2 separate regions of the Homo sapiens genome follow, and region 2 is linked to region 1. The links are chromatin contacts, found by Hi-C or POLR2A ChIA-PET in ENCODE. All regions are on one chromosome and are shown on one strand. The core of a region is the stretch at or near the end of the contact, and the rest is flanking DNA. Distances in the headings are between cores, read along the strand shown.

The links. A loop is a pair of places that touch in the nucleus more often than their neighbours do. ChIA-PET counts read pairs that join two places held with the same protein, here RNA polymerase II (POLR2A). Pooled maps may share reads with other maps.
Region 2: a loop to region 1 is called in a map of B cell, with 3 times the contacts of the local background. The contact joins two enhancer-like sites. A Hi-C loop is called at or near these places in 5 of 168 maps with a recorded cell type or tissue (B cell, CD4-positive, alpha-beta T cell, dorsolateral prefrontal cortex and 2 more), 3 of 37 single-sample maps with no recorded cell type and 9 of 50 pooled maps. POLR2A ChIA-PET finds 5 or more read pairs at or near these places in 3 of 52 experiments (AG04450, B cell and activated B cell).

What each region holds. Positions count from the first base shown.
Region 1 is chr7:1,921,567-1,928,627 of GRCh38, reverse strand. The region is part of intron 17 of MAD1L1 (mitotic arrest deficient 1 like 1); the gene reads left to right. Among named protein-coding and RNA genes, the nearest start is that of MIR4655, 81 kb to the right of the region's middle. Within about 2 kb of position 2,532, at least 4 of the 41 ENCODE cell types and tissues checked have a DNase peak (open chromatin) inside an H3K27ac peak, as active enhancers do; they include B cell, where a contact is called at or near this core.
Region 2 is chr7:2,096,731-2,103,791 of GRCh38, reverse strand. The region is part of intron 11 of MAD1L1 (mitotic arrest deficient 1 like 1); the gene reads left to right. Among named protein-coding and RNA genes, the nearest start is that of SNORA114, 11 kb to the right of the region's middle. RefSeq lists enhancers at 1-404, 3,284-3,333. Within about 2 kb of position 4,136, at least 4 of the 41 ENCODE cell types and tissues checked have a DNase peak (open chromatin) inside an H3K27ac peak, as active enhancers do; they include B cell, where a contact is called at or near this core.

The sequences.
Region 1 (7,061 bases), core at 1,283-3,782:
TTCGGCAGTTAGTGGGAGTTGGAGAAGAAGGGCTGGCGTCTGAAGTGCAGGACCATGCCTGTTTGGCCCAGTCCTGTGCCAAGCTGAGATCGTCTGCCTGGGTCCTGCCATCTAGGGACCTGCAGGTCATGGGGAACAGTCTCAGGTGTGGCAGGAGTTCCGTCGTGGGCTCCTCTAGGGACCGGTGGGTCGTGGGGAGCAGTGTCAAGTGTGGCAATTCTGTCGTGGGCTCCTCTAGGGACTGGTGGGTGGTGGGGAGCAGTGTCTGGCGTGGCAGGAGTTCCGTCGTGGGCTCCTCTAGGGACCGGCGGGTCGTCGGGAGCAGTGTCAGGTGTGGCAGTTCTGTCGTGGGCTCCTCTAGGGACTGGCGGGTGGTGGGGAGCAGTGTCTGGCGTGGCAGGAGTTCCGTCGTGGGCTCCTTTAGGGACCGGCGGGTGGTGGGGAACAGTCTCAGGCGTGGCGGGAGTTCCGTCATGGGCTCCTCTAGGGACCGGCGGGTCGTGGGGAGCAGCAGCAGGTGTGGCAGGTGTTCCGTCGTGGGCTCCGACTGTAGTGCTGGAGACAGAAGTGATGTGACGTCAGCCAAGGCCTCGGGCACGAGCTGGTGGCTCTCCACTGTCTGGAGAAGTAGCTGCCCCCCACGTGCTGCTTGGTGCTGCCTATTTTTTAATTGAATTGTTAGTATTGAGTTTGGGGTGAATCCAAGTTGAGTATATAGCTGATAAATATCTTCTCCCAGCCCGTGACGAGCCTCTTCATTTTCTGACCCTGTGTTCCTCGGAGCAAATGCTTTTCATCTGGGTGCATGCTGATGATCAGGTTTTCTTTTATAGGGGTCAGATCCAGAAACTCTCTGCATAACTCCAGGCCAAACATATTTTTTCTTGTTTTCTACTAAAAGGTTTTAAGTTCACATTTAAATCTGTGACCCATTTTGAGTTAGTTTTTGCCCATGGTGTGAGCTTGAGTTCAAGCTACTTTTCTTTTTTGTTTTTATATGGATGTCCAATTGTGCCATTATTATTGAACTGACTGTCCTGCCACCATTGAATTATGTTTGCACCTTTGTCCAAAACCAGTTGGCCATGCGTTATGGGGGTCTCTTTCTACACCTTCTCTTCTGTTCCCTTGATCTAAGCGTCTGTTCCTTTGCTGTTAATAACACCCCACGGTATTGATTACTGTAGCTTCGTAGTAAGTCTCGAAATCAGCAGCACAATCCCCCACTTTATGGACAAGATTTACATTCAGCTTGTCTTTACCTGCAAAACGCCTGCTCAGATTTTTAGAGGAATTACTGCATCTGTCAGTCAGTCTGGGGAGCATCTACATCTTGGTTGCAGTGAGTCTTCCGATACATGAACACAATGTAGCTCTCCATTTATTTACGTTCTTCTTATTTTCTTTCATCCACATTTTGTGGTTTTCACCGTACCCACCCACCCCTTTTTTGTTAGAAATACACATGGTTTTGTTGGTTTTATTGTTAGTGTTGGAGCTATGTAATTATTTGTAGGCTTGTTTTTATGGGTCCCAGGTGTTCAGTGCGTGTGTGTAGATGTATGACGGATGTTTATGCTGGCTTTGTAACCCATGACCTTGCTGAACTCACTTCTTACATCTGGGTTAGTTGCTGTTTTGATTTTGTTTTCTAATCCTTTGCAGTCATAGCACCTGTGAATAGGGACAGTTTTGCTTATTTTGTTAAGATCCATATGTCTTCTATTTTGTTTTCTTGCTGTGTTGCCCTGTCTAGGACCTTAGTATGGTGCTGAGTAGGAGATGGGGCAACAGAGATCCTGGCCTTTCTCCTCACCTTGCAGGGAGAGCAGTCCATCCTCCTCCATGAGGCGTGCTGCTAGCTGCAGTTTATTTGTGGTTTTTCCTTATCAAGCTGAAAACGCTCTTTCCATTCTTAGTTTGCTGAGAGTGTTTATCATGTAGGATGTTGGCGTCTGTCAGATGCTTTTCCTGCATCAATTGATGGGATCGTATGTTTTTTTTCCCTTACACCGTTAGTGTGATTGACAGTGTGTCATTGTGATTTTTTTGGGAAGTTTCCAACGTTGAGCCAACTCTGCATTCCTGGAATAAACCCCCCCCTTGGTTATGGCATAGTATTTTTACATGTTGCTGAGTTCATCTTGCTGACATCGTCAGTAATCTTCACGTCTGTGTTCATATTGGTCTGTAGCTTTCTTGTACTGCCCTTGTCTGGTTGTAGTATACACGTAATGAATGAAGTGAATTGGAAGTATTCCCCCTTTTATGTCCTAGAGGAGATTATATAGAATTGGTGTTACTTCTTTAAATGTTTTGTAGAATTTGCTGGTGAAACCATCTGGGCCTAGGGATTGTGGTTGTGGCAGGTTCTAATCATTACAGGAATAGTGAGTTCTTTCATCTCAGCTGAATGTTGGTAGAATGTAGGTTTTGGGGTTTTTTTTATTGTGAGGAACTGGTTCATTATATCTGTGATCAAATGTATGAGCAGTGAATTGTCTGTGCTCTTGCCTCGCTGATTTTATCGTGCCTGCTGGGTTCGTAGCGGTACTCCTTCCTTCCTGATACTGGTCGTTTATGTCTTTTTTTTTCTTTTTTCTTTTTTTGTCTGTTAGCCTTTCTGGAGATGTATAAATTTCACTGATCTCCTTAGAGACCTAGTTTTTGGTTTCATTGATATTTTGCTGTTGTAGTTTTGTGTTTCCTTCCTTCTGCCTGCTTTAGTTTTAGTTTGCTCTCCTTTTTTTCTGGCCTCTTCAGGTGGAAGATTAGATTGCATATTTGAGATCTTTTCTGCTTTCCAACGTAAGCGTTCCGTGTTAGAAATTTGCATCTGAGTGCTGCATTAGCAGCATTTCACACATTTTGATAATGTTGTATTTTTATGTGTGTTCAGTTCAAAACATTTTCAAATTTCCATTAAGATGTACCATAGTTTGAACGTGGCCTCCAAAGTCCACGTGTTGGAAACTTCATCCCAGAGTGATGGTGTTGGGAGGTGGGGCCTCCTGGGAGGCGTTGAGGTCACGTGGGCTCCACCTTGGTGAGTGGATTCGTGCTGTTGTAAAAGGGGCTTCTGTTAGTTGGCTCTCTGTATCTGCCCTCCTGCCGTCCACCATGTGATGGCGCCTCAGGAAAGCCCTTGCCAGAAGCTGGTGCCTTGATCTCGGACTTGCCAGCCTCCAGAACTGTGAGCCTATAAACTTCGGGTCGTTATAAATTAATCTCAGGTATTCTGTGATAGCGCCGCCAATAGACTAGGATGCCTGCTGTGATCCATACAGATTTAGAAGGATGCTTTTTAATTTCAAAGTGTCTCTCCCTGATTTTCTGGGTAATTTCTGTTCAATTTCATTATGTTGAGGGAACGCACTTTCTACGATTCACTTTCTTTGCAATTTAAAGTTTATTTGGTAGCTGATAATTTGATAACCTCAAAATGTCCCATGTGCACCTGATAGGTATGTGTGTTCTGCCGATTAATAGATGTGTTTTGGCCATTTATAGTTAATGTAATTTTTTATGCATTTGGATTTAGGTACATTTTATGATTAGTTTTCTGTTTGTCCTCCATTTTTTATTCCCGTTTTCTCTTTCCTACCTATTTCAGGTTATTTGGCCTTTTTTATACTCCATTTTGATGTATCTATGTCTTTATTATATCTATTTGTATACTTTTAAAGTGATTTTTCTGTGGTTTACAATGTGCAAGCTTAACATTTCACGGTGCACTTATAATTCATATTTTATCATTTCAGGTGGAAACGTCAGGATTTCACCACGACGTAGGCTTCTCCCTGCCTCCCTTTATGTTGTAGTAGTCCTATGTACTTACTCTCTATATGTGGAAAACCCCACCAAGAAATATTACAATTCTTGCTCTTAACTGTCATGCCTATTTTATAAAACATAAGAGGCAAAAAGTAGTTTGTGGTTTTGCCTCTTCCTTCTTTCCTGGCGTTCCTGGGTTCCCCTGGGATCATTTCTGGTTTGGCAGGACTTCCTTCGGGGCTTCTTTAGAGTAGGTTCTCTCAGCGTTTGCTTGCCCAGCAGTGTCCTCACCCCACCTCGTTACTGAAGGATACCATTGCTGGATGTGGGGTTCTGGGAGAGTGGTTCTTGTCTCCTAGCACTTTAAAAATCGACACTGTTTCCCCATCTTCTGGCTTCTGTGGTTTCTGATGAGCAACCTGCAGTCACTCAAAGAAATCTCCCCTTTCCCCTCCGTGCAGATGAGAGAGGCTTTCAGACACTCCAAGTGTGGTGGTGTTTTAAGTTAAAGGACGGGAAGGAATTCATGTGCCCACATTGTCTGCTGGGTTCCAGCGTGTGTGGGTGTAATGCCTGCCACCCTGCCGCGAGAAGGACTCCTGTGGTGATGTGCTTTCTACACCAAGCTTAGTGGCACGGCATCATCTCTAAGATACTGTGAAAAGTTAAGTCTGTGTTTTCCAATCACTTGCTTCTTGGAGCGTCTTTAAAATCTCACTCGATAATTCCAGCATCTCCGTCATCTTGGCGCCTGTTGGTCGTGTTTTCCCTGGCAGGTTTCTGTTTTCCCGGTTCTTTTCATGCTGCTTAATTTTAGATTGCATTCTGGATGTTTTGAATATCCCGAGATTCTAGGTCTTTCTTAAGTTCTCTGGAGAATGTAAATTTCTGTTGGTTTCAGCATTTCCTGATGGCACTTCCATTTCAGGCTCTTTGCCGAGTTTCCCAGGCCATTGAACCTTGTGTCCTCCACAGTCCTGGCTGGGTCCTGGTGTGGTCTAGCTCAGAGTCCAACTCTCACACCTGTGGGGTGCTGATTAGGGTCAGAGCCCCATGCCCAGCTTAGAGGGCACCTTCCAGAGCCACTCTGAGCACCCAGCACTTCCCAGGTGACCCAGGGTTCCCTTCACTGCCTTCTGGCCACAGAGCCAGGCAAGGCTTGCCCACTGTGCTGTGCAGTCAGTCCCACGGCCACAGCCGCCTTCACGGCCAACGCCAGCCACAGCGTTGGAACAGGGCAGGACATGCCCCACGCACCCTGTCTGGAGGGAGGGGCCCACTCTTGGGCTCTAGGCGTCTGTCCAGCTGTGGCTGTACCTCCGCAGGATTGCCCGGGTGCCGGGGCGGAAGAGCGCGGGGTTGCCCGGCTGCCGGGGCGGAAGAGCGCGGGGGTGCCAGGGTGCCGGGGCGGAAGAGCGCAGGATTGCCTGGGTGTCAGGGTAGAAGAGGATGGAGACAGACAGAATTTCCCACACTGCCTCTCAGGCTTCTCTTGACAAGCTGTGTGCGTCTTGTGCTCACTCCCAGGTTTTAGGGGTCCCCAAGTCCAGACTGGGTAGCACCAGGGCAAACACCCAACCAGTGACAGAAACTCCAGCAAGCTTCAACCACAGACTGCAGAACTCACCCAGTATGAAATAGATCGTCTCATTAATCCTAGAACCATTAAATAACTGAATCCACAATCAAAAAGCTTCCAAAAAAGGATATCTCCAGGCCCAGATGGTTTTCTGGTGAATTCTACCAAACACTTAAAGAAAACTTAGCACCAATTTGCCAAAACTCTCCAAGAAAACAGAAGAGGGAGCACTTCCCAACTCACTCTGTGAAGCAAGCATTTACCCCAACTTCAAAACCAGTGGCAAAACTGAAGAACACTGCGGGGCTATTTTCTGTTTTCTGAGAGTGCAAGGCTGGGTTGGTGTCGAGCGTCAGCTGGTACAATCCATCGCGTCAGCTCGCCAAAAGGAAAAATTACATGGCCAAACCAACGGATGCACAAATGCAGTCAGCGAGGCCCAACACACGTTCATGGGGAAACTCGGCAAACCAGGAGAAGCCGAGAACCCCCAAGTTTGCCAAAGAGCATCTGCAGAAACCGTGCAGCTCACCGCAGACCTGGCTGGTGAGGGACTGGGAAACGCCGACTCAGGCAGAGGCCTTCCCTCTCACCGCCTTGGTCCATGTCCCAGAGCCCCAGATGGGCAGCAGGGTGAGGAGGTCGAAGGCACACGGACTGGAAAGGCAGGACCGACCCTTTTCCTCTTCACAGGTGGCGTGATTATGTCGAAAATCACAAGATAAAAACGAGTCGAGCGAGTTCACCCGGGATTTCTGTGTGTGGCTCTTGTATCCTGCAACCTTGCTGAGCTCACTTTATGAGAAATATGTCCGTGTGTCTGTGTAGTTCTGTAAATATTACACAATAGCAGTGCACATGTGGAAACCGAAATTAAAAACATGCCGTTTCTGTTCACTCTTCTGAAGATGAAATCTGCAGGCATCACTAACACCACAGCACGCCGACAACGGCAAGCTGCTGAGGCGAGGCGTGGGAGGTCTGTGTGAATGGAGACTCTGCCTTCGTGGCTCGTGGGGTGCAGCGCAGTAAAGACGCGGCGCGGCCAGGTCCAGCTGCATGTCTCTCGCAGCTGGAAGCAGGGCGCTCGCCGCTGGGCTGGTGATGCTAGTGGTTCTGGGTTCCGACCTCAGCCCGCCTGCAGCCTGTGGCTCTCCAGGTCTGTAGTCGGCTGCTGGCTGCACTCCCTCCATCGTCAGAGCTGCCTCAGGGAGAGACAGGGCTGATTGGTTTCTTCATCTTTCCCAGAACCTGAACCCCTCGTCTTCAGGTTCTCTCTTATCTGTTAATTCCGTTGCTTTTAAGCTTAGTAAGTACTTTAGTGATTTGATAAATAATTCTATTTTCTTCTGGGCTCTTTGAGCTTATTTTTATATTTAAAGATTTAATCTACTTGAAACTTATTTTGGTGTATGGTATGAGGTCGAGATCTAAATTGATTTTTTTTCCAGATCACTAAACAATTGCCCTAGGGCCATTTATCTCAGAATCCTTCCTTCCCCGTAGATTTATACCTTCATCTTTATTAAAACTTAGGCAAAATCGGGTCTGTATTCAGATCTTTTGTTTTTTTTAATTTCATTTATCCTTTTTTTTGACTTAAAGGTTTTCTTACCTGTTTATTATTCTAAGTTAATTTTAGAATTACTTTGTCACGGCCAGGCGCGGTGGCTCATGCCTGTAATCCCAGCACTGAGGCTGAGGCGGG
Region 2 (7,061 bases), core at 2,887-5,386, 170 kb before region 1:
GACTCCGTGCACAGTGGTTCAGGGGGTCTGCTTATGCCACACTGCTGGGATCTGGGCAGGGAGGAGGACAGCACCTGCCCTCTGAGTAGCCGCCTCCCTGGCTCCTCCTCGTGGCCGCTCCCTCCTTCTCCCCTGTGGGATCGAGTCTCAGTGTTCTGGCTGTGCTGCCCGGCTCCTGAGAGGCCTTCGCAGGGGCTCCCAGGGCTGCCTGGTGGTGGGCTTTGCCCCAGTGCTGGCCCATCTGCGGTTGCCCCGCCCAACAAAGAGCACGGTGGTCGAGAGCCCCGCCGCTGTGCAGTGGCCTCGGGGGCGGGTGAGATCTGCTGCACTGCTGTATCGCCTCACCCTCTGTCCTCTCAGGTGCTCACCCACTTCTTCCAAACAGAAACGTCATCACTAGGCATGGCGATGTCCCATGTGCCGTCTACTGAGCGGCGGGGCAGGCAGGCCCAGGCCTTCACTGAGTGCAGGAGCGCAGGTATGACTGTGTGTGCAGGGCCCGTCGGGGCAGCCATGGCTTGGGCTGCGACCCGGCCCTCAGCGTGGCCGGATGGACGGCCTCCCTCTGGACACACCATGTGGGCTGAGAGCTGAAGCGTGGTCGGAGCTGCCCCTTTGTAGGGTGCAGGGGCAGGGGAGAGAGCCCGTTCCAGGCAGAGGCAGCAGCAAGCGCAGGGGCCCTGAGGTGGGAGAGGACGCGCGTCTCCAGCAGGCAGGCAGCGTGGCCAGGCCTGACCCAGCGCTGACCCAGGTGTTGGCAGCATCACGGAGGCTGCCTCCTCTGAGTTGTGGAGCTGATGTCCTGAGAGGGGACAGTGCCACCTCTGCCGAACCTGTTTTCTCCGTGTGCCTTATACACCTGAGGAGAGGCCCGCTTTAGGAGTGGGTAGGAGAAGACGCCATCTCTGGGCATTGTCTCTGGAGTGACAAGGATGCGTCTCATGCTGAGGATGGCGTGGAGAGTGGTCCTGAGAGTGCTGGTGACGGTGGAGACGGTGACGGCCATGATGGTGCGAGGGTGGCGGTGACCGTGGTGTCACTGATGGTGACAGTGGTGATGGTGGGGACGTGGTGAGAGTGCTGGTGACGGTGGTGATGGTGTGGAGAGTGGTCCTGAGAGTGCTGGTGACAGTGGAGATAGTGACAGTGGCGATGATGGTGCGAGGGTGGTGGAGACCGTGGTGTCACCGATGGTGACAGTGGTGATGGGGATGTGGTGAGAGTGATGGTGACAGTTGTGATGGTGACGGTGGTGGTGATGGTGACGTGAGAATGGTGGTGATGGTGGTTATTGGTGACAGTGGTGAGTGGTGACAGTAGCAGTGGTGGTGAGTGGTGACAGTAGCAGTGGTGGTGAGGGTGACAGTGGTGATGGTGACATGGTGAGAGTGCTAGTGATGGTGGTGGTGATGGTGACGGTGGTGATAGTGACGGTGGTGATGGTGGCGGTGGTGATGGTGATGGTGACGGCGGTGATGGTGACGGTGGTGATGGTGACAGTGGCGGTGGTGGTGGTGATAGTGATGGTGGTGATGGTGACAGTGGCGGTGGTGGTGGTGGCGGTGGCGACGGTGGCGGTGGTGACGGTGACGGTGGTGATGGTGGTTGTGGTGACAGTGGCAGTGTTGGTGATGATGGTGGGTGCAGTGGCAGGACTTGGCATCTGTTGAGAGTCTGCCCTGTGACTGGTGCCAGGACCTAGCCTGCGTTTTCACCTTATCCTGTGCTCTCAGCCTCTTCTGCTGGGGAGACTCAGTCCTGAGTCAGACAGGAGGGTCCAAGGTCAGCGAGGCTGTGTGATCTGCCCACTCCCACCCATGGCAGATTCAGACCTCCAGTCAGGGTCTTCCCAGCTGCAGAGCCCCCTGTGTGCACTGGACTGCACTCCTCCTTCTCCTGCCTGGTATGTGTTTATCCAGCATGTGTCAGGCGTGGGCCAGCTTGGGCTGTGATGGTGACTGAGACAGCTGTGGCCCTGTGTGCACGGAGCCAACAGTCTAGTGGGTGAGCAGCATAGAAGCTGTTCACTTTGGTGAGCATGGAGCCGGTAGTCTGGTGGGTGGCAGCATAGAGGCTGCTCACTTTGGTAAGTTGAGGGAAGAAGCGTCTTTGTTCTTTACTGGCTCTCAGGGTCCAGGTGCACAGCCTCCTGGATGGAGGCCCTTTAGGAATGGAGCCCCAGTCTCACGCCAGGCACCCGGATGGAGACCCTTTAGGAGTGGAGCCCCAGTCTCCTGCCACCCACCTGGATGGAGACCCTTTAGGAGTGGAGCCCCAGTCTCATGCCACCCACCTGGATGGAGACCCTTTAGGAGTGGAGCCCCAGTCTCATGCCACCCACCTGGATGGAGACCCTTTAGGAGTGGAGCCCCAGTCTCATGCCACCCACCTGGATGGAGACCCTTTAGGAGTGGAGCCCCAGTCTCATGCCACCCACCTGGATGGAGACCCTTTAGGAGTGGAGCCCCAGTCTCATGCCACCCACCTGAATGGAGACCCTTTAGGAGTGGAGCCCCAGTCTCGCGCCAGGCACAGTGGCTGTGGCCCTTCCCCCCAGGGCAGACCCCATAGCACAAAAGCCCGCATCCTCTTTGGTGTATGAATGTTCCCACAGTGGAAACTAGGGTTTTTCCAGTCCCTTGTGACAAAGGATTATGAGTTTTTTCCCATTGAAGGGGAGCAAGTTTCTGAGGGTGGGAAGGAAGCCGTTGAAAACAAATTGGCAGCACTCCCCCCATCCTCTTGCTGATGGGGAAAGTGGTTAATTAGGTGATTTTTCTCTTCCCCTGACACGTGCAAATGAGGCTTCGTTAATAACTGCACTGTTACAGAAATGATACGACTTTAACACCAACGTCAAGTTGTCAGGCGTGTCTGCAGAGTGGAGGTGGGGGGCACTGGAGGCCCCTGCGCCCCTCCCGACAGGAGTCATGCTGGAGCCGCGCCTCCAGTCGCTGGGGCTTGGCCTTGGGCAACGAGCTGTTCCCCTCCCACCCTCCAACCCCCTTCAGGGCCAGCTTAATTATTTAAAACTGATGATAAAAACAGAATGAGCTGCCAAGATGAAGTGATGATTTGCGGCCAGGACCTGGGGCTTGGGTGGACGCGGCTCCCACTCTCCCTGCTTGCTGTGTGCTGGCCCAGTGCGGCCGTTTCCAAGGACGCCTTCCGGTTTGCAGCCAGGGCCCAGGACACGGACAGCATCTCTGCTCTCAGGTGTCAGGAGGCCTGCAGATGGTGCAGGGCCCGCTCAGGGCTTGTCCTGCCAGGACGAGGCAGACGCGCCGGGTGGGCAGGTGGGTAGGGTAAAGCAGAAGCAAAGCGGCAGTACCACAGAGCAAGGCACCAGCATTGTAATGTCTGGAGTGTGGCACCCCCTCCAGGAAGCAGGTGCTTCACGCTCAGAAGCGCCTGGCTGTGGCATGCTTCTTACTATCTGTCAGAAGGCTCAAGGTCAAAAGGCCGTGCTTTCTGCCATAGAGTTTCAAGAGTAAAGGAGAACGCGGAGATCTAGTCAGCTGGGATTCCTAGCTCTGCTCAGAAACAGGCTGGGCTTTGAGACCTTTTCCTCCTCATTTTCCCTGCTGGTCTGGAACAGAAAGTACTTGCAGCTGACTGCGCTGGCCGTCGTAAAGCAGTGTGCACCTGTCTCTCAAACCTCAATGGTTGCCTGGGATTTGCTTCTCACCTATGTCCTTATCCATCAACAGGTAGTTATTAAATGCCCATGTCCCTGAGACGGTTTTGGGCTTTGTGTGGCTGGGGGCGAAGTGTAAGGAATGACCTCTACCTGTAAGGAGCTCACAGCCAGCCCCTTGGCTTGAGCTGTGAGAAGTTTGAAAATCCATGTGCTAGGTTAGCCCAGATGACACCAAGAGCATTGGTGCTGGTTCTTCTGAGTCATGCCTGGGGCATCGAGGGCTGGGCTGGTGGGAGGTGACTCCTCACAGTCGGCAGCCAGTCCCACTGGGGATAGTTTCATGGCCAGAATGGCCTACCAGGGGCTCCTCCCTGCAGGGTTGAGAGCTCACGCCTGAGGACTGTTCACAGGAAGCCACGGCCCGGGTGCTTCCTGGGTCTCGGGTAGGAGTACCTCTTCTGAACCACGTCTAATGGGTTTTTTGAAGAGAAGAGAAATGAATCTCCCAGTGCTGACTTCTGAGATTCGGCTGTCTCCCAGCCCGATGCGCTCACTTCCGTCCACGCTCCCGCCTGGCCTCTGGGTGGCGGGTTGTTAGTACAGTAAAGATTGCTAGCTGTCTCTTTTGCAAATCTAAAATGAGATTTCATTTTTTTAAATAAAAAGAAAAAAGTGCTTGAACATTTGCAGCTGGGAGATAGCACAGATTAGAAACATTACTTATCTCTGCTGCACAAAAGAAGGCAGCGAGAGAGGAATAAATTGCTGTTGAATGCTAACGAAGCCAAGGCGGCAGGGGCTGCGGGAAACAACTCCTGTTGAGGAACAGAGCGAGCACCTGACCTGCACCCTCCACAGTGGGCCGGGCGCCGGAGTGCACAGGGCAGGCGGGGCTGTGGGTCCAGGTGAGACAGGCTGTGGCTGCTGCATGTTGACCTGGCGGTCGGGGTGGAGTCTGGTCACCAGTGTTAGCGGTGCGTTGGGGGATGCTCCTTCCTGGACCATGGGAGGCTGTGCTACCACTGCGCTTAGGAGCCTCAGTGAAGCTCACCCTCTTCAGCCACGTGCACTGGGGTCACTTGTGTTTCTGTCACCCTTGCCACCCATCGTGTCAGGAGGCCTCCGTGTCCATGCCAGGGTGCCCTCCATCCCCAGACATTCCGGCACCTTCCTGTTGTTTCCTCTATAAGAATTCCCACCTGCCCTCTTGGCTTAGCAAATTCCAGCTCAGCCTTTGAGGTCCAGTTCGAGTAGCGTCTTTTCTGACCCCTTTATTTGGCCCTCCAGGGGCTTTCCTTCTGTTCCTCCATTTCCCCTTGGGCCCACCTCTGGGGACGCCGGGCCTTGGTGCGTGATGCCTGGCGTGTGGTGTGAGCCCTGTGGTGTGTAGATCTTCATTGCCTCTGGCTCATGCCGGGCAGCTATCGGGTGTGGTAGTGCGCTCCCTTGGGCCTCCTGGAGCAGTGGCAGCAGGCGGCTCTTGCATGTGCCGTGTCCTCCGTGACCAGGGCTGTGCTGGATGGACGTGTCTGCCGTGCTGTGCTCCCTGCCCATTTGTTTGAGGGGGCCGTCCTTAGCGTAGCCTTCCTGACTTGTTAACCAGGCAAGAGACCATACACATGATGGCTTGGGTGACTGCTGCTGCGTACGGCATGGTTGGTGGGACCCCAGGCAGCAGGGGAGAGGGACCCTGGCTATTTGGATCTCTGCGGTGAGTGGGAGGGACTCTTGCCCACTTTGTGTCTGGTTGTCACAGGGTTTAGGGCCCGAGGTCTCTTGTTCCTGTCTGGACTGAGCACCTGGGTCCCCGTGGCGTGTGCTGCGCAGGCCTCATCTGTGGACGGAGGGTGTTTGCCATGCGCCTTCTGCGCAGAGGCCTGGTGTGTGACTGGCGCTCTGGTGCTACGGGGCTTTGGCAGAGGACGGCGCTGTGCAGTCAGCCCCAGTCCTGGGGCCTCAAAGACTCAAGGTCATTTTGAGTCCTCCAAAGCAAGGTGATTCCAAGTGTGTCTTCAGAGTCTGAAGTCGCGGGCGTCCTCACTGATCTGTCCTCTGTGCCCCGAGAAGACAGAGCTGTGTGGCATGGAGCCGCCGCATGAGTGATTCCGCTGCCTTCCTCCCGCTGGAGGTGAAGCTTCCTCTCAGTTCCGTCTTACTTTGATCCAGTGCGACACCGCGCTGCTGAGCGTGCCCTCCCCGTTGGTCTGGGAGACCTGAGTGCAGAAGCCTACAGCAGGGGCACCCCTTCTGCTTTCCCGGCCCTCGTCCCTTGCTGAGGAACACTGCCCAGGCATGAGCCTCAGAATGGGCTGAGTCTCGATGCAGGCGCTGCTCCCAGGGGTCCCAGACGCCTCTGCAGCCTCAAGGCCTCACTGTCTCCCTTCCCCACTCAGCACCACTCCCTGCTGGTCCGGGCAGCCCCTGCTGCTGCTGTGTGTCTCTTGCCTCATCCCCTGTGCCAGGGGCGTGCCCTTCTGCACCTCCAGAGGCCTGGTGCCCGTGGATGGCCGGCTGTGGCTGTGGGTGTCCGCACCTCCTGCTGCCTGGGTTCTCACCCTCATAGCTTCTCTAGGTGTGAGAAGCACTTTCTCATTCACTGCCTGGCTCCCAGCTTGGGTTCCTTGGCATTCTCGGACCCATTGTTCCTCGGCCCCATTGCTTTCTCAGTGGTGTGGACTGAGATGAATTGGAGCAGTCGCCTGTCTGAGGCCTGGGCGGAGTGAGACCCCCTCCCCAGGTGTCCCGGCTCTGGCCCCCACGTCCTCGCTGCCTGCATTGTGCTGCTTTGGATTTTGGGCTGGTTTTGAGTCCTGTCCACTTGGTCTTGGCTGAGGAGGCCTTAGCGGTCATCTCCTCTTGTGTGTCCCGGAAACAAGGACGTTGAGGCCTGAGTGGGGTGAGCGCGTGCTTGGGTGCCGTGGGGTGGGGTGTGGCAGAGCCAAGAGGGGTGAGCGCGTGCCTGGGCGCCGTGGGGTGGGGCGTGGTGGAGCCGAGTAGGGTGAGCCTGTGCCTGGGTGCCATGGGGTGTGGTGGAGCCAGGAGCCTGGAGGCTGCCCCCTTCCCCTTTCACATCTCCCGCCTTGCAGCTGGTGTGGGGGATACCCGTGGTGCGTTTATCATAACCATGTCAACTGTGGTCCACTGCTTGCTTTCTGTGCCTGGCAGGGTCCCCGGGTGCGCTGTCATTCCTGGCAGTCCTGGAGGGTGCCCGCCTGTGGGTGGCAGCCTGGAGGTACAGTGGCAGACCTGCTGGCCGGGGGTCACCGGCTATGAGGGTGGGGCCCACGCCTGGGCCAGCGTCCTCTGCTGTCGGGCTGTACCATGGGTCTGTGCCCCCAGCCTCTGCTGGGCGGGGTGGTGGTGGTCGTGGGGCAGCTGCAGCCTGCCCCCTCCCTTATGTCTGTGGCTGGGCCTCGTGAAG